Regions from separate parts of the Homo sapiens genome. Here region 2 is linked to region 1. Evidence: chromatin loops called from intact Hi-C (ENCODE). Cell type or tissue: endothelial cell of umbilical vein. All regions are shown on one strand. Each heading gives the region's core, and the rest is flanking DNA. Links, peaks and the distances in the headings are about the cores only. Region 1 has its middle 310 kb from the start of ZMIZ1-AS1. Region 2 overlaps LOC105378379 (a long non-coding RNA gene).

Region 1 (5,372 bases), core at 265-5,264:
GGAGAAAGGCTCATGAAGGACCAAGGGGTCATCAGGCACTAAGGGCTGCAACAGCATTCGGTACAGCACCCTGGGAACACTGGTGGTGAGGTAGGCAGGGAAACACCCCTAAAAGAGGTGATGCCAAGCTGGGTCTTAAAGGAAGCTTAAGAGTCGTTCAGGAAGACAGCAGAGACTACGGTCCCAAGCTAAGCTCATGGCAGGAGCTTGCCCTTGGAAGTGCAGTATGGCCCTTGGAAGTGCTCTGTGTATTCCGAAAGGACATCATCACCTCTACGGGGTTGGAGGGTAGGGACTGTGGTGGAGACTGCTAGAGACAAGCTTGTAGAGAGAAGCAGAAACACTTGAATGCAAAGGAGTTGGGACTTTATTCTGTACCTGCTGGGGGCCGTTGGAGGCTGTTAAGCCTACTGTGTAGGGTGAACAAATTTGCAGTGCAGAAAGATCACTCAGGCAGCAAGAGGGGACAGAGGGCGCAGGCTGGGAGCAGGGAAACAAGCAGGAAGCTATTGCAACAGCCCCGTGAGAGATGACAAGGGCAGTGGCATGCGACGGAGAAGAAGGAGTGGATGCAAGAGGTATGTGAGGAGCAACCTGCACGGGGCTTGGTGACCTCACACCAGCCAGCTTTGCTGACCTGTCTGTGGGTCACAGAAGATAATGGATGTGATGCACTTTGAAAGCTGCAGAGCACCTTGTCTGGGTGCCATGGCTGGTTTTGACCAGATCATGAAATGCAGCCTCTCTCCTCCTCCCTGGCTCATCTCTGCTGCTTGCTTTTGCCTGTAAGCAAGGGAGAGAGGGGAGGTGAAAAACAGAGACATTAAGTGCCAAAGCTTATGTTAATACAGCATTAAGGTTGAAAATGTAATCTCCTAGGAGTCAGGAAATTCCGAACAAGGGGTTTCCATGGCAACCCAGCCACACTGCTCCTCTGTCCATTCGGGCCCTGTTTTCCTTGTTAAATATGATCCCATCGTATATTATATGTTATCGAGTTAAATGTGCTACCCACAGCATGCAGAGCTCCAGCCAGCAGCCCTCAGAGCTGCAGGAAATGAGTGTGTGTGTGTGTGTGTGTGTGTGTGTGTCCAGGGGTGGGAGCCTTCAGAATTCGCCTAATATAACACAGCCACATCTTAGGTCCTCGTATCTAATAAATGAGGTGTAATTCCATTAAGAGCAGCTCCTGTGTACACCAATGAGCAAGGAGGCTGCAAGCCCTGTGTTCAGAAGGGGTCGTTCAGGGTGCCTGCCCCTGCTTGGGGTGGGTAGGTGAGGGACGTGGCAGATTCCATCACATCCCCCACAGGAGTGCCCAGCAGCTCCGGCAGGACCATCCCTGCCACCCGGGGCTGCCTCCTGGATGCAGTTCTGAAGAGGTGAACTGGAATTACCTGACCCAGTGGTTCTTCTCACATGCCAGCCGATTGAAGATCAGCTGTCACTGTTAGTTAGCATCCCAGGGTACACTGGGCACCAGCAAACAGATGCGGAAAGGAAATTTGATGCTTCTCCAAACCCTGTCTCCCCACTAACACACCACAGTGGACAAAAGACTTCCAAAGACTTCCTCGGTGGCAGTGGGAGTTAGAAAGAAGGGGGAAATGACTGTCAGGGAGGGCAGCTAAGTAGTGCAGTGTGTGACGGAGAAACATCTGTAGGATAATACAGCGGAAAAAGCATGGAATGTTAGAATCAGGCTGCCTGACCTCAGCCGTCTCCCAGCCATGCGGTCTTCAGCAAGTCCCTTAATTTCCCTTTGTCTTAGTTTTTTCATCTGCAAAATTGGGATAAAATTACCATTAACCTCACACAGGCTTGTTGGAGGATTAAATGGGATAATTGATGCAAAAGCTCACTGTAAACTTCTAAATCCCTATACAAATGTCACTCTTCCAGGGAGCTCTAGAAAACCATGCTGGATTCTGGACTACTACAGTAGGCTGTAGAAATTTTGTGATTGGTTCTGGAATTCTGCGTTGGGTTCCAGAATTCATGGATGGGTCTAGAACACAGACAGACTTTTTCTGTAAAGACTCAGATCATAAATATTTTGGGATTTGAGGGCCATGCTGTGACTACTCAAGTTTTCTGGAGATAAGAAATGAATGGGCATGGCTGGGTTCCAATAAAACTTTATTTACAAAAACAGAAAGTGAACCAGATTTGACCTGTGAGCTGTACTTTGCCAGCCCGGGTCTACAGTGATCTGTGTAGGAAAGCAGTTTTGTGAGAATGCTACTCCTCTCCTCAGAATTTAACTCTCCCTCTTTGACACCCTCCTATCCTCCCATCTCCCACCCACTCACATCCATACCTCTTTCTTTACCCAGCCAACTCAACCTTCCAAAACCAGTTAGAGTCAGCTGCTCCACGAGCAAATTGCAGTCACTTTTGGCCCTTGCCTGCCTCCCTCACAGACTGTGAGATCCTTCCAGCAACCAGCTATGTTACCCAAGGCCCTAGCCCTTAGTCAATGTTTGGTCAATGTTTGTAGAATAGATGGTATGAAAAAACAACAACAAACAAACAAACAAAACAAAAAACAGAAAACAAAAAAACATCCCAGGGAGCCAGGACATTGTCATTCTCAGGAAATCTGTGAGCTGGGATCGTTTCCAAAATCTCAGGTCTGGGCACCAATCCTCTAGTTATAAGCTACTCCGTCAGGGCTTCTAGAACCATCAGTAGGCAGCATCTTTATAGATGCAGGCCAACTTGTGTGTCCACAACCCAAGCCTGGGGCCAACCTGTTGTCTACATAGGCGTGGTGGTGCCCTGTGGCAGCAGGCCAGATGGGCAGGAGCAGGTCAGCGGAAGGCTATAACCTTAGCGAGAAGGTGACAGCCACAGCACCCCTCCCTCTGAGGGAAGGCGCCCCATGTGATCAAGCACATGTGTTCCTGCTCATGACAGCGCAGCAGCCTCCTCATGCCACCCTCGGGGAGCCTCAGCCTCCTCCAGGCTGATGATGTGGAAACTTCCAGAAGTGCAGCAGCCTCTCAGCTTTCCCATTTGCTAGCTTCCCCCATCCTCCTCCTGGGCACAGCAGACAGGCAGAACCAAGTTGTGTAACTCACCTCTGAGTCACACTTCCCCTGTTTCCCCCAGCACGGCATCTGCTTTCTGCCTGACAGAGCCAGGCTTCCTCGGGACAGCCAGACAGGCGGCTATTGTTCAAAAGTCAGGGCCGGTTTGATGGGCTCTCCCGCCCCCAGTAGATGAGCTAGGAAGATGTCACTTTTAATTACAACGGTGAGGGAATAGGTATAGGTGTGTGCGTGTGTGTGTATGGAGCAGGGTTCCACAGGCTTGTGCAATGTGCGTGTGTCTTCACATCGTGACGTGGGTGTGTCGTTAGTGCAGGCTTGTGTATTGCATAGGTGTGTGATGGGTACATGTGTGCTTGCACACGCAGGGCTTTGTGTGTGCACAGGCAGATGCTTTTGGGTACATGGGAGGCTGTTTTTCCTATACGTGCTGTGTGCCTAAGAATGTCTGCTGTGTGGCCATGTGCTTTCATCCGGGTCTGTGCGTGTCTTTAATTTAGGACTCCTTCTCCTGGAGGATTCGATAGCTTCCACCCTCTAGCCTTGGCAAATGAATATTTTATTACTTTTCTTTTGCCATAGCATTAAGCAGTTTTCCTGCGAAGAGCGAGAGCATGACACACTCCAGCAGACAGAGACAAGGCCTCTGATGTCAGAGCCCTGAAAAGCAAATCACCCTACGACGACGTCCCAGGAGGGCTCGCAGATGCTGGGTGTTAGGGCCATTAACAACTGATGAGTCAGCCCTTTACCCGTTCGTCCGACAGCATTCTCTCGAAATATAAAGCCAGCACACCCATTTCACAGGAGGCTGGAGGGAGCTCCCTGCCACTCCTCCCAAAGCCAGCCCAAAGCTGTTTAATTTTTTTTCTCACTTCCTGGTCCTCCTGTTAGGCAAAAGGCTGAATCCTGGGAACAGAAGATCATCGTATAACCCAGAGCCGGCAAGTGAAAGGTCCTGACTTCTCCCCAGGCTCAGGGTGAGGGCCAGGCAGCCAGGCTGAGAAGGAGCCAAGAACACAGGAGGCAGGAGGCCGTGGAGGCACAGTGGGAACACCGATATCAAGACAGTGAACAAAGACAAGCATGTAAAGGATGGATTCGTAAATAGGTCATCTTTATATTTCACTCCCCCTCGGGACAGTCTGCAAGGCTGGGGAGGACATGTCTCAGGCTGACCCGCTGAGGAATGGGTTGTACACCACCAACTCTAACCTAATTGGTAGAGGGTTGGCTGCCCCCATAGGCAAAACTAGCACCCTGTGCTGCAGGCCCAGGAAGCTTTAGACATAAGGCAAACTGCTGAGAAGGCCAACGGGGTAGGCTCTGCCATAGCACCCCTGAAAGGCAAGTGGCCTGTCCCACGTCTCCAGAGCTGCAGAGCCACGCCAGGCCCTTGCACTCCTGTCTCTCCAGCGGCTCTCTCCATCCACAGTGACTCAGATGGTGGTAGAAGCTCCTAGCTTCCCTGTCTCCCATCTCTCTAGAAGATGGCTTGGAGCAAGAAGTGCTTACTCCGGGACCTTGAGGCTGGGCCCGTGTGGGGCAGGGGCTGCTCCCCACTGCTGGCAGTGAGTCTGCCACCCAAGTTCTCTGAACCAGAGCAGCCAGGATGGGGATGAAACAGAGCCACATCTGAAACTCTGGAGCACTGGAGCTGGAGACATCATTCCTTGGTTCGCTCCTTCCACAGATAGTCACTGGGTGCTGACTGCATGTTCTGGAATAAGTGTAAAAGTCCCCAAACAAGAGCATTAGAAAAATAAACAGTGTAAAGGGGCTGGGTGTGGGGCTCACACCTGTAATCCCAGTACTTTGGGAGGTCAAGGTGAGAGAATTGCATGAGCCTAGGAGTTCGACACCACCCTGGGCAACATGGCAAGACCCTGTCTCTACCAAAAATACAAAAATTAGCCAGGTGTGATGGTGCATGCCTATAGTCCCATCTACTGGGGGTGCTGAGGTGGGAAGATCATTTGAGCCTGGGAGGTTGAGGCTGCAGTGAGCTATGATCTCACCACTGCAGTCCAGCCTGGGCAACAGAGCAAGACCCTTAAGACCCTGTGAAAGAGAAAAAAAAGAAAGAAAGAAAGAAAGAAAGAAAGAAAGAAAGAAAGAAAGAAAGAAAGAAAGAAAGAAAGAAAGAAAGAAAGAGAGAGAGGAAGAAAGAGAAAAAGAAAAAAAGAAAGAGGGAAAGAAAAGAAAGGGAGAGAAAAGGAGAAAGAAAGAAAGAAAGAAAGAAAGAAAGAAAGAAAGAAAGAAAGAAAGAAAAGAAAGAAAGAGAGGAAGGAAGGAAGGAGGGAAGGGAGCGAGGGAGGG
Region 2 (5,372 bases), core at 283-5,282, 56 kb before region 1:
TTTTCCCCCTTTAACAAATGAGGAAACAGAAGCTCAGAGCATTTACAGCTCTCTGTAAGGTCACACAGCTAATAGGTGGTAGAAATAGCGTCAAGCCTGGGCCTAGGAGAGCCCAACAATTATGTATTTGCCCTGACATAAAATCGCCTCGACGAGAAACCTACAGAGCATTTCCACAGGCTTCCCCAACCCCTGAGCACAGGAAGTAGAATTCCTTTAGCTTTTCTTTTTCTTGCTTTCTTGTCTTTGTTCTGCAGCCATTTTCTTCTCACAAAGTGTGTTTCCCAGCACAAAAAAGCCTGGCTTTCCAGGAGCGGCACCCACTTTCTGAAGAGTTTACTTGCATTGGGCGTCGGAGTTTAGGATAACTCCATTCAAGGCAGATTTCTCTCCCAGAGAAAGCAACCTGATGAATCAGAAGGGATGTTGTGGCAAATGCTATCAGATGCCCCGCCACCCCGCTTCAGCAGAGGAGGAAGCTTCTGCTCTAGTCCGCACCATCCTGCAATCAATCAGGACAACCTGTGCGAACGCAAAGGCGAGGTGAGTAATCAGCACCATTGCTTTGCCCCAGACAAAGTCCCTCCATCAGGTTTTCCAGCTTGATGTGGACCTCACTACACAAACTGTGATGCCTTCTGGGTCAGCAGAAACCTATGTTTAGCACACCCATGTGTGTTGTTCAGAAAACTGTGCAAATCTCTCACACTATTCCCCCATGAGTTGATAGATGTGGTCACTGACGGTTAATTCACTCTTAGACATGGGGAATGCATGTAAATCAATGGTCTTAGCTGTTATTTTAAAATGTGTATTATTGCATTCCCATGGCACTGGGTCTTATGAACAGAAGGTTTAGCCAGACAGGTAGAAAAATTGTTGGGCACATTCCCCCACACTGGACTCCAGGACCTCACCCCCGATTCTTTGTTGAAATGCGTTTTCAAAGAGATAAGTTGGCTTTGATATTGAAGTTAAGTTTCCCCTGAGTCAAGGGTTTATTCACTCATCCTTTGAACAAATATTTAGTGAGAACCATGTACTATACCAGAGCATTGCTAGACATTGGGGAGGCAGCGATGAAGAAGACATAGCTTTCCCTCCTGTGGAGCTGGCATTCGAGACCCATTCTAAGGTAGAGAGTCTGTTGACATCACTCTCAGGAGAAAATCAAATGCTTGAAAGCTGGTTGATTTTTCCCATGGATGAACAGATCCCAGCACCCACGATATGAGTTTATCACTTCCCAGAAATCAGCCTTGTAACTTGTTGTCAGTCAGGGGAAAATGTCACTGTGGAAAGAAACAGATGACCATAAGAGGGGTACCCAGTGTGTGTTGTTGGGACGGCCCCAGAGAGGGAGGTGGCTGGAGGGTACAGGTGCAGCTAACTTGATGAGAGGTCCAGGTGGGTCAACTTGAATTCCAGGCCTTCCACTTCCTGGTGGTGTGAACTGGGACCTTGCTCTGCTCAATGTTATCTTCCGAGCCTCAGTTTCGTCAGCCATAAATATGGGGCAATAATGTCATTCCCATAGGATCGTTGTTAGAACACAATAAGAGACCTTATCCCAATCACCTGGCATGAAGCACAGCCTCTGCACACACTGATCTCCTTGGACCTTCTCCTTTTAAGGTTTTTCCTTGGCTGGGGCAGTTTCACTCATGTTGCCCATGACAACAGCTTACATGCCTCCAACTTCCTTCTCCCCAAAGAGCCTGGGACACTCTGGAGAGCAGCTGCTTCCATTAACCCCAATGACAATATATTTTTTCCTCCAATCTGGTTCAGTTATGAGAATGAAAGGGGGTACTGTTGATAATCACACCCAAAAACCAGGCGTAAACCAGGACTATGTAAGCCAGCAGGGACATATGGTCACCCTTCCGCTGCTGGTCTTGTCAGCTGTGAGGGTGGGTAGAGAACAGACAGCAAAACCCTCCTTCATGGAATTCTAGCCTCACAGCACAGCCAGAAAAAACAGCTTGATAACCCTCTGGTGCACAGAATTACAAGAGGGCTGCTTCCCCCTACCTCCCACCCCCCCAGTACACAAGACCTGTATGATCTCCTTTCTTTCTAAAAGAGAACCTGCGAATATGTTGGGCTCTTACTTCTACAATTAGGCCATATTTGGCTAAGGTGAATGGATTTTTTTGTGTAATTAAAGTCCCAAACCAGTTGACTTTGTGTTATTCAAAAGGGAGATAATCCTAGATGGGCCTAGCTAAAGGAAGTGTAGGTGCTTGCTAGAAGGACTTGGCCCTTCCTGAAAGAGGATGTGAGTAAGAAGGAAGGAAGAGGTTGGCTGCTCTGTTGGGAGACAGACATGAGACTAGAATCTGATGGCAGCTTCTAGGAGGTGAGAGAGATCCCTGGCCAGCTGCCAGCAAGGAAATGGAAACCTCACTTCCAGAGTTGCAAGCAGATTTTTTCCAACAGCCTAAGGGAAGCAAATCTCTCCCAAGTTGAGCCTCCAGGGGAGAATGCAGCCTGGCTGACACCTTGATTTCAGCCTTATAAGACCCTTACTGGGAAGCCCAGCTGAGCCCTGTACAGACTTCTGACCTGTAAGTATGAGATTTTGCAAACAAATGTTGTTTTTAGCCACTCAGTTTCTGGGAGTTTGTTAAGCAGCAACAGCAAATGAATAGAATACAACCCCCAACTCACATGGCCATTTTCTTCCATCCTGTACCCACTCCGACTCACCCCACAGAGCCCCCCCTGCTTTGCCATAGCCCCATTCCCTGAGCCCAGCTCCAGACTCCCACCTCTAGGGCACACTCATTGCCCACTGCCCAAGGTCCTGGGACCTCCTGCACACACACCACCTCTGCTGTCGGCACCCATGGCCTTGTGAGTATTCTTCTGCTTAACCAAGTTTCACTGGATGTCACAGGGTGCCATGCCCTTTGCATAGGCTGTTTCTTATGCCAACATGAAAAGTATAAATAGCTCTTTCCTACAGTTGTACAAATGAAGGCTGAGAGTGAGTTAACTCATCCAGGGTCAATCAGATGCTGAGTAATGGAGCCAGAATTTGAAACAGGACCTTCTGACTCCAAAGTCAGCTCTCTCTGTACCATGCCTGTTGCCTGCTATCCTGTTCAACTGTTTGGTGTCCCTGATCCCAAGAGAGCTGCATTGCTGTGTTGCTTGACATTTTAAAACATGCTTTCATATAATTCATCTCATGTGATCCTCCAATGAACCATGTGAAATATTGTTCCTGCAATTTATAGGTGAGAACACTGAGATATGAAGAATATTCATTCATTTACTCCTTCCACATACATGAATTGAATATCTAAGAGGTGTCTTATAGTACTAGACTCCAGGAGACAGAGAAGAACCAACCACTAGCCCCTTCCTAGGGAGCTCACAGTCCAGGGTGGGAAGCTGATGTGTAGAGAGTCATGTGCTACCCAGGGTAGAATCTGCTGAAGACAGTAGATTTCAGTGCTGATACAGATGGACACTCAGAGAAAGGATTTCAACCCAGGTATGGGGAGAGAGTCAGAATGAGAGGGCTTCCAGGAGGAGGTAGAGAATGACATGAGTTGAACCTTTAAGAATGAGTGAGTGAACTTGTGGGATCAGGGGTGAGGGTACAGAAGGCCTTGGCGGGACACATGACTGGTATGAGGCAGAATAAGACTCAGAGTAGGTGGCTTCCCGGGCACCCACTGCTTTTCAAGGGAGGTTGAGGTAACTGGTTGAGTGGGGCATCTCGATGGGCATTCCTGGGACCCACATCTGGCATTTAGTGGAAACAGAAACAAATGCACATGCACACACACGCACATCAACACATTTAGGTAACACACATGTATACTCACACATACTTGTGCTTCCAACACAGACACACCTACACACTGACACATACAAACACATACATGCACACTCACACACACAGGCACATGCGTATCCATACACACACATGCCCACAAACACATACTTACCCATACCCACACATGTACATACATATACAGGCACATACATGTCTCCCCACACACACAACCCCTTTTCAGGAAACCCAGCAGCAGCCCCAGCTCAGCAGAGCCACTGAGACGCCCCGAGAACTGGTTCTTATTATGCAGAACAGAAAGGCAGGTGAGAAACTGTCAAACGCAGTCCCCAACCGCCCATTGAGAACCAAACAGACAGCACTGTGGTTTCCAGGCAAATTCCAGCTGCTTCCCTGGCGCCCAGGGTACATAAACCCAAGAATCCAAATGATGATTTTCCCCTTCAGAAGAATAACTTTGTCCGGCCCTCCCTCCTCAGGCCAGACAGGTTCCATAGCCCTCGCCCTCACCCCCGCAGGCCAGGAAATCCCACCAGGATGAAGTGCCAGCCAAGGGACCAGCCAGCTCCATCAATTTCTCCTGAAAAGCTCAGAAGAAATTTGGTCATAGAAAATCCCTTCTCTCTTTGCTAATAAAACTTACCAGTGCAGGGCAGGAGGCGGGGAGGAGAGGGACCGCAGACACTCGCCTTGCTAAATTACTTAGAGAAATGGCCCTGATCAGCCATCCAGAAGCAAGAAAGGAAGAAAGCGATATAACGTTTAACCAGCCCGATTTTTTTTTACCTAGATTTTCTCAGTCCTCTAAGCAGCTCTGTGATATTGCATCAGCTCCATTTCATAGTTGAAGAAACGGAGGCACAGCTATGCACCAGAAATAATGTAGATTTCGGAGAAAAATCAATGTGGGTCTGAGCCCCTGGCCTGCTCCCTTGCTTGCTGTACGGCTCAGGCTGGTGGCTTCATCTCTCTGCATCACAGTTCTTCCTTAGGACCCCCAGACCAGATGGGCTGATGCGAGATCGAGTGGATAATATAGGAAAGACACAGCACCGATCTTGGACACAGGAGGCACTCAGACATGCTCATTCCTCACCTTGTCCTGTCTGGCTCCTCTCTCTTCTGAGGTTCCTTCTAATTCTCCCTTGTCTTCCCTCTACAGTGATAAGGGAAGCCCCTGCAGCCCTGGGGGCTGGCTTTCCTGTGAGCTTACCAAGCAGGCACTTGGCTGGCACCTGTACCTTGCCCTTCTTGCTGGAGCCTGGGAGAACTAGAACCCCAGCTTTCACACAACAAAAGTTGGGGCACATCATTCTTCCCTAATCTGCAGAGAGGGCTCTTCCAGTTTTTGGCCAGGAGGGCCTTGGCTCCTGGGTTTCTCTGGATTGGCCACATTTGCTCTTGGCTTCATGAGCCTAAGGGAGCCCCATGTCAGCCTTCACCAGAGACCTCCTCTTCAAGCCCACGTCTATGAAACTCAGAGTTTACCCAACAACCTGGAAATAATATGACCTCTGGGGCGATGAAATATGGGAATCCCAAGTAGGCAGATCAGTCTGGA

Evidence for each region. Peaks named below come from ENCODE experiments on the same cell type or tissue, not always from the same donor. Only the 100,000 strongest peaks of a DNase experiment are listed, where the experiment ranks them.
Region 2: a loop joins it to region 1, with 3 times the contacts of the local background. A loop is called at or near these places in 4 of 110 quality-filtered maps.

Annotation. Positions count from the first base shown.
Region 1 is chr10:78,753,924-78,759,295 of GRCh38, forward strand. No RefSeq gene overlaps it. Among named protein-coding and RNA genes, the nearest start is that of ZMIZ1-AS1, 310 kb to the right of the region's middle. RefSeq lists enhancers at 2,394-3,032, 3,672-4,310, 4,311-4,948. In endothelial cell of umbilical vein, for the core only: no CTCF peak of the experiment used is centred there; DNase peaks (open chromatin) are centred at 948 and 3,088; H3K27ac peaks cover 1,357 bases.
Region 2 is chr10:78,698,255-78,703,626 of GRCh38, forward strand. All of the region lies in intron 1 of LOC105378379 (a long non-coding RNA gene), which reads right to left. Among named protein-coding and RNA genes, the nearest start is that of ZMIZ1-AS1, 370 kb to the right of the region's middle. In endothelial cell of umbilical vein, for the core only: no CTCF peak of the experiment used is centred there; a DNase peak (open chromatin) is centred at 2,347.